2 separate regions of the Homo sapiens genome follow, and region 1 is linked to region 2. Evidence: chromatin contacts called from ENCODE Hi-C or POLR2A ChIA-PET data. All regions are on one chromosome and are shown on one strand. Each heading gives the region's core, a stretch centred on a gene start or an enhancer-like site at or near the end of the contact. The rest is flanking DNA. Distances are from core to core; before and after follow the strand shown. Region 1 has its middle 29 kb from the start of HAPSTR1. Region 2 overlaps USP7 (ubiquitin specific peptidase 7).

What was found. Hi-C counts contacts between places; a loop is a spot of excess contacts on that map. ChIA-PET counts read pairs that join two places held with the same protein, here RNA polymerase II (POLR2A). Pooled maps may share reads with other maps.
Region 1: a loop to region 2 is called in a pooled map, with 2.2 times the contacts of the local background. The contact joins two enhancer-like sites. A Hi-C loop is called at or near these places in 1 of 168 maps with a recorded cell type or tissue (Ramos) and 5 of 50 pooled maps. POLR2A ChIA-PET finds 5 or more read pairs at or near these places in 6 of 52 experiments (GM12878, H1, WTC11 and 3 more).

What each region holds. Positions count from the first base shown.
Region 1 is chr16:9,059,192-9,065,703 of GRCh38, reverse strand. No RefSeq gene overlaps it. Among named protein-coding and RNA genes, the nearest start is that of HAPSTR1, 29 kb to the left of the region's middle. Within about 2 kb of position 3,988, at least 8 of the 41 ENCODE cell types and tissues checked have a DNase peak (open chromatin) inside an H3K27ac peak, as active enhancers do.
Region 2 is chr16:8,940,483-8,946,912 of GRCh38, reverse strand. The region is part of intron 1 of USP7 (ubiquitin specific peptidase 7); the gene reads left to right. Among named protein-coding and RNA genes, the nearest start is that of USP7-AS1, 19 kb to the left of the region's middle. RefSeq lists an enhancer at 2,031-2,230. Within about 2 kb of position 2,337, at least 3 of the 41 ENCODE cell types and tissues checked have a DNase peak (open chromatin) inside an H3K27ac peak, as active enhancers do.

The DNA of each region.
Region 1 (6,512 bases), core at 2,739-5,238, 120 kb before region 2:
AAATAAATAAATGAACAAACAAAACTATAAAGTGCAGATAAATGAGAAGACACAGCCAATCAAACTAGTGACCGACCACCCAAAAACAAGTGTAACGTAATATTTTCATAGATATCTTTCCATTACATTTTCTATGCATATGTGTTTTATAAAATTAGAATTTTCCTTTACATACTATTCTTAATTTTTTCTTTCTTAAAAATTATATCTTTAGAGGCAGGGTCTTGCTCCGTTGTCCAGGCTGGCATGAAGTGGCACAATCATAGCTTACTGCAGTCTTGAACTTCTGACTCAAGTGATCCTCTCACCTCAGTCTCCAAAGTAGCTGGGATTACAGGCATGAGCCACCATACCCCACTAATTTGCCTTTTTTTTTTTTGGTAGAGGCAGGGTCTTGCTATGTTGGTCAGGCTGGTCTCAGACACCTGGCCTCAAGTGATCCTCCTGCCTCAGCCTCCCAGGGTGCTGGGATTCTAGGTATGAGCCACTACACTTGTTTTTGTTTTTGTTTTTGTTTTTGTTTTTGTTTTTTGAGACGGAGTTTTGCTCTTGTTGCCCAGGCTGGAGTGCAACAGCGTGATCTTGGCTCACCCCAACCCCAGCCTCCCGGGTTCAAGTGATTCTCCTCCTTCAGCCTACCAAGTAGCTGGGATTACAGGCATGTGCTGCCACGCCTGGCTAATTTTGTATTTTTAATACAGACGGGGGTTTCTCCATGTCGGTCAGACTGGTCTCGAACTCCTGACCTCAAGTGATCCACCCGCCTTGGCCTCCCAAAATGCTGGGATTACAGGCATGAGCCACCACATCTGGCCCAGTTTTTTGTTTTTTGTTTTTTTTTACTTAATAAATCATGACCATCTTTTTATGTTCTCATCCCTTTTTTTTTTAGACAGAGTCCTGCTGTGTCATTCAGGCTGGAGTGCATGGCACCATCTCGGCTCACTGGAACCTCCACCTCCTGGGCTTAAGTGATTCTCCTGCCTCAGCCTCCCAAGTAGCTGAGACTACAAGCACGCACTACCATGCCCAGCTAATTTTTTTTTTTTTTTTGAGGCGGAGTGTCGCTCTCTCGCCCAGGCTGGATGGAGTGCAGTGGCACAATCTCAGCTCACTGCAAGCTCTGCCTCCCGGGTTCATGCCATTCTTCTGCCTCAGCCTCCCGAGTAGCTGGGACTACAGGCACCCGTCACCACGCCCGGTTAATTTTTTGTGTTTTTAGTAGAGATGGGGTTTCACCGTTTTAACCAGGATGGTCTCGATCTCCTGACCTCATGATCCGCCCACCTCGGCCTCCCAAAGTGCTGGGATTACAGGTGTGAGCCACTGCACCCGGCCTAATTTTTGTATTTTTAGTAGAGATGGGGTTTCACCGTGCTGGCCAGGCTGGTCTCAAACTCCTGACCTGAAATGATCTACCCGCCTTGGCCTCCCAAAGGGCTGGGATTACAGGCATGAGCCATTGAACCTGGCCTATGTCTTTACATCCTTTTAAAGTAATTGTTTGGAATTGGATTGTGGAGTTGTGTCATCAACATTAAAGCTAATTTTCTGTTTGGGAGCACTTGGGCTATTTTCATCCCTTGGTTCCCACAAATAATATTATTTATTTATTTTATTTACTTATTTTTATTTTATTTTTTGAGACAAGGTCTGGTTTTATTGCCCAGGCTGAAGTGCAGTGTTGTGATCTCAGTTCACTGCAACCTCTGCCTCCCAGGCTCAAACGATCCTCCCACCTCAGCCTCCTGAGTAGCTGGTACTACAGGCACACCACCATACCTGGCTAATGTTTTAAAAAATTTTTGTAGCAGTGTGGTTTTGCCATTCTGCCCAGGCTGGTCTTGAACTTGTGAACTCAAACAATCTGTCCACCTCAGCCTCCCAGTGTGCTGGGATTACAGGTGTGAGCCACCTCACCCGCCTTTGTTTATTTTTCATACAGGGTCTCTCTGTCACTCAGGGTGGAGGACAGGGTGCAATCATGGCTCACTGCAGCCTGGAACACCTGGGATCAAGCAATTCTCCCTCCTCAGCCTCCTGAGTAGCTGGGACTACAGGTGTCAGTCACTACACCCAGCTATTTTTTTTTTTTTCACAGAGACATGGTCTCGCTATGTTGTCCAGGCTTACAAATAATATCATTATGAGGGGTTTTTCTTAGCTAAATCTTTGCATGCACATTTGTTTTCCTCATATAAATTTCTTTCTCTTTTCTTTTCTTTTCTTTTTTTTTTTTTTTTGAGATGGCGTTTTGCTCTTGTTGCCCAGGCTGGAGTGCAACGGTGTGATCTCAGTTCGCCGAAACCTCCGCCTCCCAGATTCAAGCGATTCTCCTGCCTCAGCCTCCCGGGTTGCTAGGATTACAAGCATGCACCACCACGGCCGGCTAATTTTGTATTTGTAGTAGAGACTGGGTTTCTCCATGTTGGTCAGGCTGGTCTTGAACTCCTGACCTCAGGTGATCCACCCGCCTTGGCCTTCCAAAGTGCTGGGATTATAGGTGTGAGCCACCAAGACTGGCCTCCTCATATGAATTTCTAAAGGTAGAATTGATGGATTCACATGGCATATTTTATTTTATTTTATTTTGAGACAGAGTCTCGCACTGTCACCTGGCCTGGAGTGCAGTGGCGTGATCTTGGCTCACTGCAACCTTCACCTCCCGGGTTCACTGGATTCTCCTGTCTCAGCCTCCCGAGTAGCTGGGATTACAGGCGCATGCCACCATGTCCGGCTAATTTTTTTTGTATTTTTAGTAGAGACGGGATTTCACTGTGTTTGCCAGACTGGTCTCGAACTCCTGACCTCACGTGATCCACCCGCCTTGGCCCCCCAAAGTTTTGGGATTACAGGCGTAAGCCACCGCGCCCGGCCTCAGATGGCACATTTTAAGGCTTTGGATATGAATTGCCAAAATCTCTCCTGATTTCCCTCTTTCCTTACCCCAGACAGCCAATGAAACTTCTGTTTATCTACATCCTCACTAACACTGGATGTTAAATATGGGTTTAAAAAATCTCTGCAAATTGCTTCAGCATGATATTCTTTTTTTTTTTTGAGATAGAGTTTCCATTGCCCAGGCCACGGGGTGCAGTGGCACAATCTCAGCTCATTGCAGCCTCTGCCTCCCGCATTCAAGCGATTCTCCTGCTTCAGCCTCCTGAGGAGCTGGGATCGCAGGTGCGGGCCACCACGCCTCATTAATTTTTGTATTTTTAGTAGACACGAGGTTTCACCATGTTGGCCAGGCTGTTCTCAAACTCTGACCTCAAATGATCTGCCTGCCTTTGCCTCCCAAATTGCTGGGATTACAAGGCATGTGCCACAGCACCCAGCCAGCATGATATTCTTAATGTAATAAAATGTCTTCTATCTGAAAAAAACATAAAAAGCCTTTATTTAAAGGATGAACTAAAATCAAATAGGTTAAAACTAATCTTCCTTTAAGTAGATCTATGCAGCAAAAATTATTAAAATGGCCAGGTGCGGTGGCTCACGCCTGTAATCCCAGCAAGTTGAGAGGCTGAGGTGAAAGAATCGCTGGAGCTCAGGAATTCGAGACCAGCCTGGGCAACATGGTGAAACCCCGTCTCTACAAGAAATACAAAAATTTACTGTTCTTGATAGCACACGCGTGTAGTCCCAACTACTCGGGAGGCTGAGGTAGGAGGATGGCTTGAGCCTGGGAGGTCGTGGCTGCAGTGAGCCATGTTCATCCCACTGCACTCCAGCCTGGGTGACAAAGCAAGACCCTGCCTCAAAAAATAAACTAAAATAAAATAAAAAGTTTCTTATTAATGAAAAAAAAAATCAAGGCACACCCAACTGTAACAATTGGGGCCACTTAAAAAAAAAACACAAGCTCTCTTACCTCTGGCTGTAAGGACACAGGCTATTCTGATTTTATCACCAGGAAAACTGCCCATGAGGAAGCTGAGCCCAGCTGTGGCACTTTGGGTTGCCAGGGAAGCTGTTGGCTGAGCTGAGAATAAACATAAGTGATTCTATTCTCAGTAAGTGGTTCTAACCGCTAACCATCCTTCCTTCCCCTTCTGTATATCTATATTATGTTTGGGCCTAAATCATGCTGTCTGGATGAATCCTGATTCTACGAGGCTTTTAGTTTTGATAAACACAGTATTGGGAAATTTCCCAGTGGATCTGCGTGAAAAGAAAAATCTGACTTTGCTTTAACAGGTGCCTAACTTCAACATTAATGCCAGTGCTTATGACTAAGGGGATCCGATGATGCAAGGGTAAACTGGAGTGTCAGACTTCCAAATGACATGGAACTTTAGGTGACCTCTAAGACACTGGCTTGTGAGTGTGCAACAGTGCAGAGACCCAAGATGCTGCTTTTGCAGAAACACCTGGGATATTGACATATTAAATGAAAAATAACCACCCCAGGCTGGAGATGGTGGCTCACACATGTAATCTGTAATCCCAGCACTTTGGGAGGTCAAGGCAGGAGGATTGCTTGAAGCCACGAGTGCAAGACCAGCCTGGGCAACAAAGTGAGACCCTAACTCTACAGAAAGGAAGAAAGGAAGAAAGGAAGCAAGCAAGAAAGAAATAAAGAAAGAAAGAAAGAAAGAAAGAAAGAAAGAAAGAAAGAAAGAAAAGAAAGAAAGAGAGAAAGAGAGAGAGAGAGACAGAAAGAGAGAAAGAAAGAAAGAGAGAGAGAACTACCCCAAACTTGGGAGTTAGCATCTTTCAAAACTGTTTTTTGTTTTTTTGAGCCAGAGTCTCATTCTGTCGCCCAGGCTGGAGTGCAGTGGCCCGATCTCAGCTCACTACCACCTCCACCTCCCAGTTTCAAGCCATTCTCATACCTCAGCCACTCAGATAGCTGGGACTACAGGCAAGCACCACCATACTTGGCTAATTTTTGTGTTTTTTAGTAGAGAAGGGCTTTCACTTTGTTGCCCAGGCTGGTCTCAAACTCCTGAGCTCAGGCAATCTGCCCGCCTCAGCCTCCCAAAGTGCTAGGATTACAGGCATGAGCCACGATGCCTGGACATGCAAAACTTTATATTAGGAGAAATTATAATTGAAGAGGTTAAAGTCACAGGGAAAAAAACAGGATAGTGAGCATCACAGCCAGTAGATATTCTGATAAATAGCTTAAGTTCACTAAAATTACTTTAACAACAATAAAAACAGCAATGGGTGACATTTTTTGCACATGTTGCAATATTATGCTTATTTTCCTTTTCTGAAAAACCCTGTGACCCCTCTCCCCATAAAAATCATATATTAAGGCTGAGGCTGAATCATACTGGATAAACCAATTGGAAAGGTTTGACTCAAACCAAGAAAAGAAGAAAGAGCCAAATTTTTTTTATTTTATGAGTTCCCAAGTAAGCTTTTGAAATTCATGGCAGAAATAATAATTTTGAAAGCCAAGGTTTTTGATTTGCAAGATTTTTAAAAAGAGGCTTTTTTCCTTTTTCTTTCTTTCCTTCCTCCATTCCTCCCTTGCTTCCTCCCTTCCTTCCTCCCTTCCTTCTTCTCCATATTTAATTTTGAGTATCAGATTCTGAATTCAAAGCAAATCCCTGAAGGAATCATTTTGAAAGCCAAGCCTCGGCCGGGCGCGCTGGCTCACGCCTGTAATCCCAGCACTTTGGGGGGCTGAGGCGGGCGGATCACGAGGTCAGGAAATCGAGACCATCCTGGCTAACACAGTGAAACTGCGTCTCTACTAAAAATACAAAAAAAACTAGCCAGGCGTGGTGGCGGGCACCTGTAGTCCCAGCTACTCGGGAGGCTGAGGCAGGAGAATGGCGTGAACCCGGGAGGCGGAGCTTGTGGTGAGCCGAGATCGCGCCACTGGACCCCAGCCTGGGCGACGGAGCGAGACTCCGTCTCAAAAAAAAAAAAAAAAGAAAGAAAGCCAAGACTTCTGATTTGCAAAAAGAGGATCTTTTTCCTTTTTCTTTGTTTTCTATCTTTTCTTTTTTTCTAGTTCTTTTAACTTGGTTTTGAGTATCAAAACTTTGAATCAGGGATTCAAAGCAAATCCCTGAAGCTATCTTGGAATAAAGTCTACACCACAACAAACAAGAGATTTACTACAGGAGAACTGACAAAAAGTTAGGGCCAGGCGTGGTGGCTCACGCCTATAATTCCAGTACTTTGGGAGGGTGAGGCGGGAGGATCACTTGAGGCCAGGAATTCGAGACAAACTTGGCCAACATGGCAAAACCCCATCTCCACTAAAAATACAAAAATTAGCTGGGCGTGGTGGTGTGCGCCTGTAATCCCAGCTACTCGGTGGCTGAGGCAGCAGAATCGCTTGAACCTGGGAGGTGGAGGTTGCAGTGAGCCGAGATTGCACCACTGCACTCCAGCCCGGGCAACAGAGCAAGACTCTGTCTCAAAAAAAAAGAAAAGAAAAGTCATATTATCCTGTCCCTGAGACTGAAATTTTTCAACATAAAAGAAAAAAATCCAGCCAGGTGCGGTGACTCACGCCTGTAATCCCAGCACTTTGGGAGGCCGAG
Region 2 (6,430 bases), core at 1,088-3,587:
ATTCATCAAGTTTTACAGGTCTGCTAAATGTTGATACATTTTATTATACAGTTATATTAAAAAGTTGAGTTTATATGCCCAGACATTGGCGTTGTTGGAAACGCCTGCTGCTGTTTGCTCTGTAGGTGGAGCCTTCTGCGTGCTGGCAGATGGCTGAGTGGTTGAGCGTGAGTGGCTGTGTGGAGGCCGCCTTTGCATCTGCTGGTGTGTGGGGCTGGGGTATAGGCCAGTGACCAGATTATTGGAGGTGTGCCTTTGCCATGCCTGTATGCTCTTCAGAGTGTCAGTTCAGCTATTCTGACTTTTTAGTTGAGTTTTGTCCAGCTGTTGAGTTTTGTGAACTGTTGTTTATATATTTGAGATTTGAGTCTTTGTAAGATACGCGATTTGCAGATATTTTCTGCTGGTCTGTAGCTCGTGTGTATTCACTTAACAGCTTCTTTCTGGAGCATAAGTCTTTCTGGAGCAAAGTTGATCAACAGTTTTTTTCTTTATTTAGAGATGCGGTTTCACCATATTGGCCAGGCTGGTCTTGAACTCCTGGCCACAAGTGATCCTCCTGCCTCAGCCTCTCAAAGTGCTGGGATTACCGGCTTAAGCCACCGCCGCCTGCCATTTTTTTGTTGTTGTTGTGTTTTGTTTTTTTGAACCTTGCTTTTGGTATTATGTCCAAATATTTGCCCTACCCATCATGACAGATGTTTTCCTGTGTTTTCTTACAGTCTTGGGGTTTTACATTTCATTGTGAGCTACCTTTTGTATAAGGTGTGAGGTTTAGGTTGAGAGTCTTGTGGGGGAGGGGCTGTAGAGTCCATTTGTTCCATGACTTTTGTTAGAGACTGTCTTTGTCCGTTGAATTGCTTTTGTACCTTTGTCAAAAATCAAATGGGATCTGTTTCTGGACTCTTCCATTCTCCCCTGTCCGTTCCTTTGCCAGCAGTGCTGTCTTGATTATGGAAGCTTCATAATCAGGTAATGTGATTTCTCAATCAGTGCTGTTGTTTTTTTTAATTTTTACTTTTTTTTTGGAAGTGGGGTCTCGCTATGTTGCCCAGGCTGGTTTCTGACTCCTGGCCTCAAGCAGTCTTCTTGCCTTGGCTTCCTAAAGTGCTGGGATTATAGGGTATGAGCCACCACACCCAGTGGATCTGTGTTATTCAAAATTGTTTTACCTACTCAATCTTTTATTGTTCCATATAAATATTAGAATCAGCTTGTCCTTAGCTATGAAAAATCCTGCTTTTTAATTGGACTGTGTTTAAATGTATGGATTAATTTGGGGAGAACATCTTTACTGTGCTGTCTCCCACTCCATGGGCACGGTATGTCCCCAGTCTCAGTGATTTTCCTCTTATGAATGGCTAGCATTCACAGTACATCACTAGTGCACAGAAATGTTCAAGGTGTCTGTTGGTTTATAGGTTGAACTGTTCCCAAAGCCCCCACTAACCCATGAACAAATAAAACAAGATTTCCTTTGCTACTCTCTGGACAACTAGTCTTCCCAGGAACTTTTTGTTTGTTTGTTTGAGACAGCATCTTGCTGTGTTGCCCAAGCTGGAGTACAGTGGCATGGTCTTGGCTCACTGCAACCTCCACCTCCCAGGTACAAACGATTCTTGTGCCTCAGCCTCCCGAGTAGCTGGGATTACAGGTGTGCACCACCACACCTGGCTATTTTTTTTTTGAAGATGGAATTTCGCTCTTGTTGCCCAGGCTGGAGTGCAGTGGCAGGATCTCGGCTCACTACAACCTCCACCTCCTGAGTAGCTGAGATTACAGGCGCCCGCCACCACACCCAGCTAATTTCTGTATTTTTATTTAGTACAGATGGGGTTTCATCATCTTGGTCAGGCTGGTCTTGAACTCCTGACCTCAGGTCTTTCATCTGCCTTGGTCTCCCAAAGTGCTGGGATTACAGGCGTGAGCCACTGCGCCCGGTCCACCCAGCTAATTTTTGTATTTTTAGTAGAGGCGAGGTTTCGCCATATTGGCCAGGCTGATCTCGAACTCCTGACCTCATTCGATCTGCCCCTCACTTCAGCCTCCCAAGTGCTGGGATCACAGGCATGAGCCACTGTGTCCAGCCGCCAGGAACTTTTCAAAATACCTTTGACGCTAGTTTTTCAAAAGATCTGACAGCCCTTGAATTGCAGGTGTTCCATGAGAGTCTGAGTAGGTCCCCTCTAAAGGGGATTAAAACCTGAATGGTGGTCTGTGTCTCCAGTGGCCTAGAGTAGACTGGCAGCCTGTGACATGGTGCAAAAGAGAAAAAAATAGTTTTCTTTCTGTGCTAGGTTGTTCCCTTTTGTGGTTTTATTCAAATAAAGGAACCTGTTTGAAGTTGGTTATGTTTGACTATTTTTAAAGGACTTACATTAGCACAACCAAGAGTATGTATAAAAATCTCCTTTCTACCTCTGACCTCATCCCCAGTCCCCAAACTGGCTTGTCTTTTCAAATAATTTTTAGGGAAAAACAGACATTTAAGAGAGGAAGCTGCTACTTAGTTGCCAAGGTGTAAATGGACCTTCCAGGCCACAAATAGCCCAGGCAATTCCTTTGTTCCAGGACTCTGGCCTCCTCCTGACTCCAGGCGGGCAGCTGTTGCACCCCCTCTCTCAGCTGCCAAGGGGGTGTCAAGCCTCAGCCAGTATTTTGGCTGTGCTTTTTTTTTTTTGCACCTCTGTTGCTCTGCGTATTTTTGCTTTTGTTTTAAGAGTAATGCATATTCCCGGAAACATTCAAACATGCAAGCAAAAAGGCAAGAAGGAGAGTTTCTGTTCCTCAGAGGGAACTACCATTATATACTTGATGTATTATGGATATTGTCCCAGTTCATCCTTTTTTGTTTGTTTTTAATTTCAGAGACGGGGGTCTCCCTATGTTTGCCCAGGCTGGTCTTGAACTCCTGTATACTGCCTCCCCCGCACCTTATAGTTTTGCTTTAAAACCCAATTATTGTAGAATAAGCAATACAATAAATTTAATAGAGAAATGAAATTTTAAAAACCAAAATGTTTTCCTGTGAAAAATTAAACTTATGTTTAAAGTTGTGCATCAGTGCACGAAGCACTGTTTGTGTTTATCCCCCAGCGTGAATGCTCATTTTCTTGGGGAATGGGTTTTTGTGGTAACATTTCAAAATGAGTGAAAGGACATTCAACATTTTGATTTTAATACATATTGCCTTTGGGAAGGACAGTTGACTCTAGAAAAGTGTGTTCCCGCCAGCCATTCGACTCTACCCATATGCTAGACCTTCAGTACTGGTGGGCATCTCCATTGCTTTTCACCGTTAATCCAGCAGAGGAAGAGTGGTATCCCACGTTAACGAGGGAGGTGGAGCCTGTTGGTTAGTCGTTTGTGTTTCTCATGGCATTGGGGCCCTGCATTCTCGGTGTTGATCCTTTGGCTCTTGTGTGTCACAGATCTCCATCCAGGTAGGGGCATCCCTTGCCCTAACTGCATCTGTGCAGCTCGGTTCCGGCCGTGCGTGCTGCAACTTCTACTTGCATTGTGCTGCACAGTTGAGCAGATAATCCTGTTTCTTTTGCGGAGCAGACTATACATGTAGAAGCAGTACAGGCGTAATTATAAGCTCTTTACTTGTGCTGTATATTAAACCCCTCTCAGTGCACAACACAGCATTAAAACCAATCATCAGTGTTTGGACAGGCACTTTTGGTAGTTAGGATGATCTCTAGGGAACAGATGATTTTTACATAATGAAGCTAAACTGAAAGCTCCAAACAAATAGTTTTATTTAAGGATCACATATTATATGTGGCCTTCTTTGGGGCTTGGTTTTCATATAGCTAATTTACATCAGGATTATTTCAGCATATAGAGCAAAGCGTCAAAGTGGGTCCACTTTGAACACTCAGGCTCCACTGCCTTAAAGCCAGGTGGTCGGCTGACCTCAGGGCCCGCAGTGCCTGAAAAGGTACAGAACTGAAGGCAACCTAGCTTAGTAGGACAGGACTGTCCCCTGGAAATGGCTTTCCAGCCAGCCTAATGAGGGTGCATATGGCCAAATAACTGGAGGGTATAAAATCACAAAGTGGCTGGATGTGGTGGCTCATGTCTGTAACCCCAACACTTTTGGAGGCCGAGCTGGGAGATTGCTTGAGGCCAGGAGTTCAAGACCAGCCTGGACAACATAGTGAGACCCAGTCTCTACAAAAAAATACAGAAACTAGCTGAGTGTGGTGGTGTGCGCCTGTAGTCCCAGCTGCTCAAGAGCTTGAGGTGGGAGGATTGCTTGAGCCTGGGAGGTCATGGCTGCAGTGAGCCATGGTGGCACCACTGCACTCCAGCCTGCCCAACAGAGCGAGACCCTGTCTCAAAAATAAATAAGCCGTAAGCCAAATATTGTTAATAAGACCAGAGGGATTCAGAGTTACTTAGGAGGGCCCCCGTTTTAGAGTACACAGGGATCTACTTTGACAGGCTGGGGTGAGGTGCAGGTGGTCAGACCCTCACAGTGCTGCAGAACAGCAAAGGAGCTTGTCAGGAGACCCCTAGCATGTGATAAGGGTGGGACAGACCCCACTGCTTGATATTTGGCAAGGGCTGGTACCAGGATTCCCATGCTGGGGCTGTCTCAGGTCCGACAGACTCTCCACTGGGCATCCCAGTCACTCCGAGTGTCCCAGTACCTCCCAAGGACATGGATGGCTTCCTGTTCATTGGGTGGAGCACCTGCTGGGAGGGAACATTTTAGAGTGAAGTTAAGAATGCTTATCGTGGCCTTCAAGGCCCTCCATAGCTTTGGCCCTGCCCACCTTCCCCTTCCCACTGCCCTGTTCCTGTTCCTGTTGCGGTTTGCTCTACCTGGACTGCACTTTTCCATCTCTGGCCGGCAGGCTTCTTGCACTCTGTGCTTGCCACAGAATTTGCCACTCTGTGCTTGCCAGTTGTCTCCTCCTTCATGACTAAGGGACATGAACCAGCCCTGTGGCTGTCACTGTGTGCGTTTGCCCTCTATTGCAATGATCACCAAGGGACTTGCCTCCCACTTCCTAGTGAGCACCAGGAGACCAGGAGGCGTGTCCACCCAGTTCCCTGCCGAACCCTGGGCCCAGCCCATCTGTCAGAGACGGAGGCTTGGAAGGGTCAGTGGCTGGCCGGTGGTCTCACACCTGGGGAGAGGCAGGCCTGACTTCACAGCACGCACCACCCAACACAGCTGATCCTGGCTCTGCCCGTCCCCTCACTCCTCACCACACCAACACGGCCTGGTCTTTGTCTTTCCTGGTACCAAGCAAGGCTACAAGGTACTAGAAGGAAGATACTAAGCGAATTGGCAGACTAACTTATTTACACTCTGATGTTGCTATCGTGCGTGGACAAAAAAGCCGAAATGTGTTTTGGCTTAGGACAAGTTACTGGACATGTCGGTTGACCTGCGAGAAGAGGGTGGGCTCTGCTGAAATGCGGCTGGAGATACGTGCCTTTACCCCTCAGGTCCTTCCTGTCTGGAAAAGTAACGTATTAGGCTACAGAATAAGATGTTTTCTTTGTTAAAAAGTTGTTAACCGCAGACTGCAGGATATGTAGGGTATGTCCACCCTTTAGGGGATGCATGAAATCCTAGCTAATGGTAGCAGCTTAGAAAGGTGCTTTCAGGGTTATGTTTGAGCATAGTTAATTTTTCCACTTAGGTTCATGTTCTGGAATTGGCTCCTTCCAAGAGGTTTCAGGTATCCAGTCAGGCACAGAGGGCGTGAGGGCTGGGAAGTAATTTGGTGGTGGGGCGGGGGGTCCTCATGGGCATGGGGCATGGGCCCCATGTGAATTGGGCAGCAGCTCCTTGGCAAACATGGGCAGTGTGGCCTGGCCAGCACCTACCACTTTCCAATCAGTGGCTGGAAGGTGAACCTTGAGTCCCTGAGTGCTGGACGAGAAGAAGGGTCCTGGAGTGGGAGGAGAGAGAATTCTGTCCTGCTATTCCTGACTTTATTGTATCCTATTATGACCTTCACCCCCACTTGATTACCTCCAGGTTCTGGAGACTGTATATATTCCAGGTTCTGGACACTGTATATAAGTGATTCTCCTGCCTCAGCCTCCCAAGTAGCTTGGATTACAGGTGTGCGCCACCATGTCCGGCTAATATTCCAGGGCCCTACCTGAAGCCAGCTTGAGCTTCACCTAGGAGAGGCCTCGCAGAGGGGATTGATCTCACTCCACAGCCTCTGATCTTTCCCACTCCCTGGAAATGTCTAGAAGATGGCGGTCAGGAGCTTCTTAGGGAGTGTGGTAACTCCGTCTTTTTTGGCTGCCACCATCGTCCCTGTTTCTGTGGATGCCTCGGGAGCTTACAGGCTCCCACCTCTCCCTTTCTGATGCAGGGGCCATTGCTGTAACTGCCCCACCTCCCGCCCTGGGTTGCCTGGTCCCAAGGTAACCCCTGCCCTCCCACTCT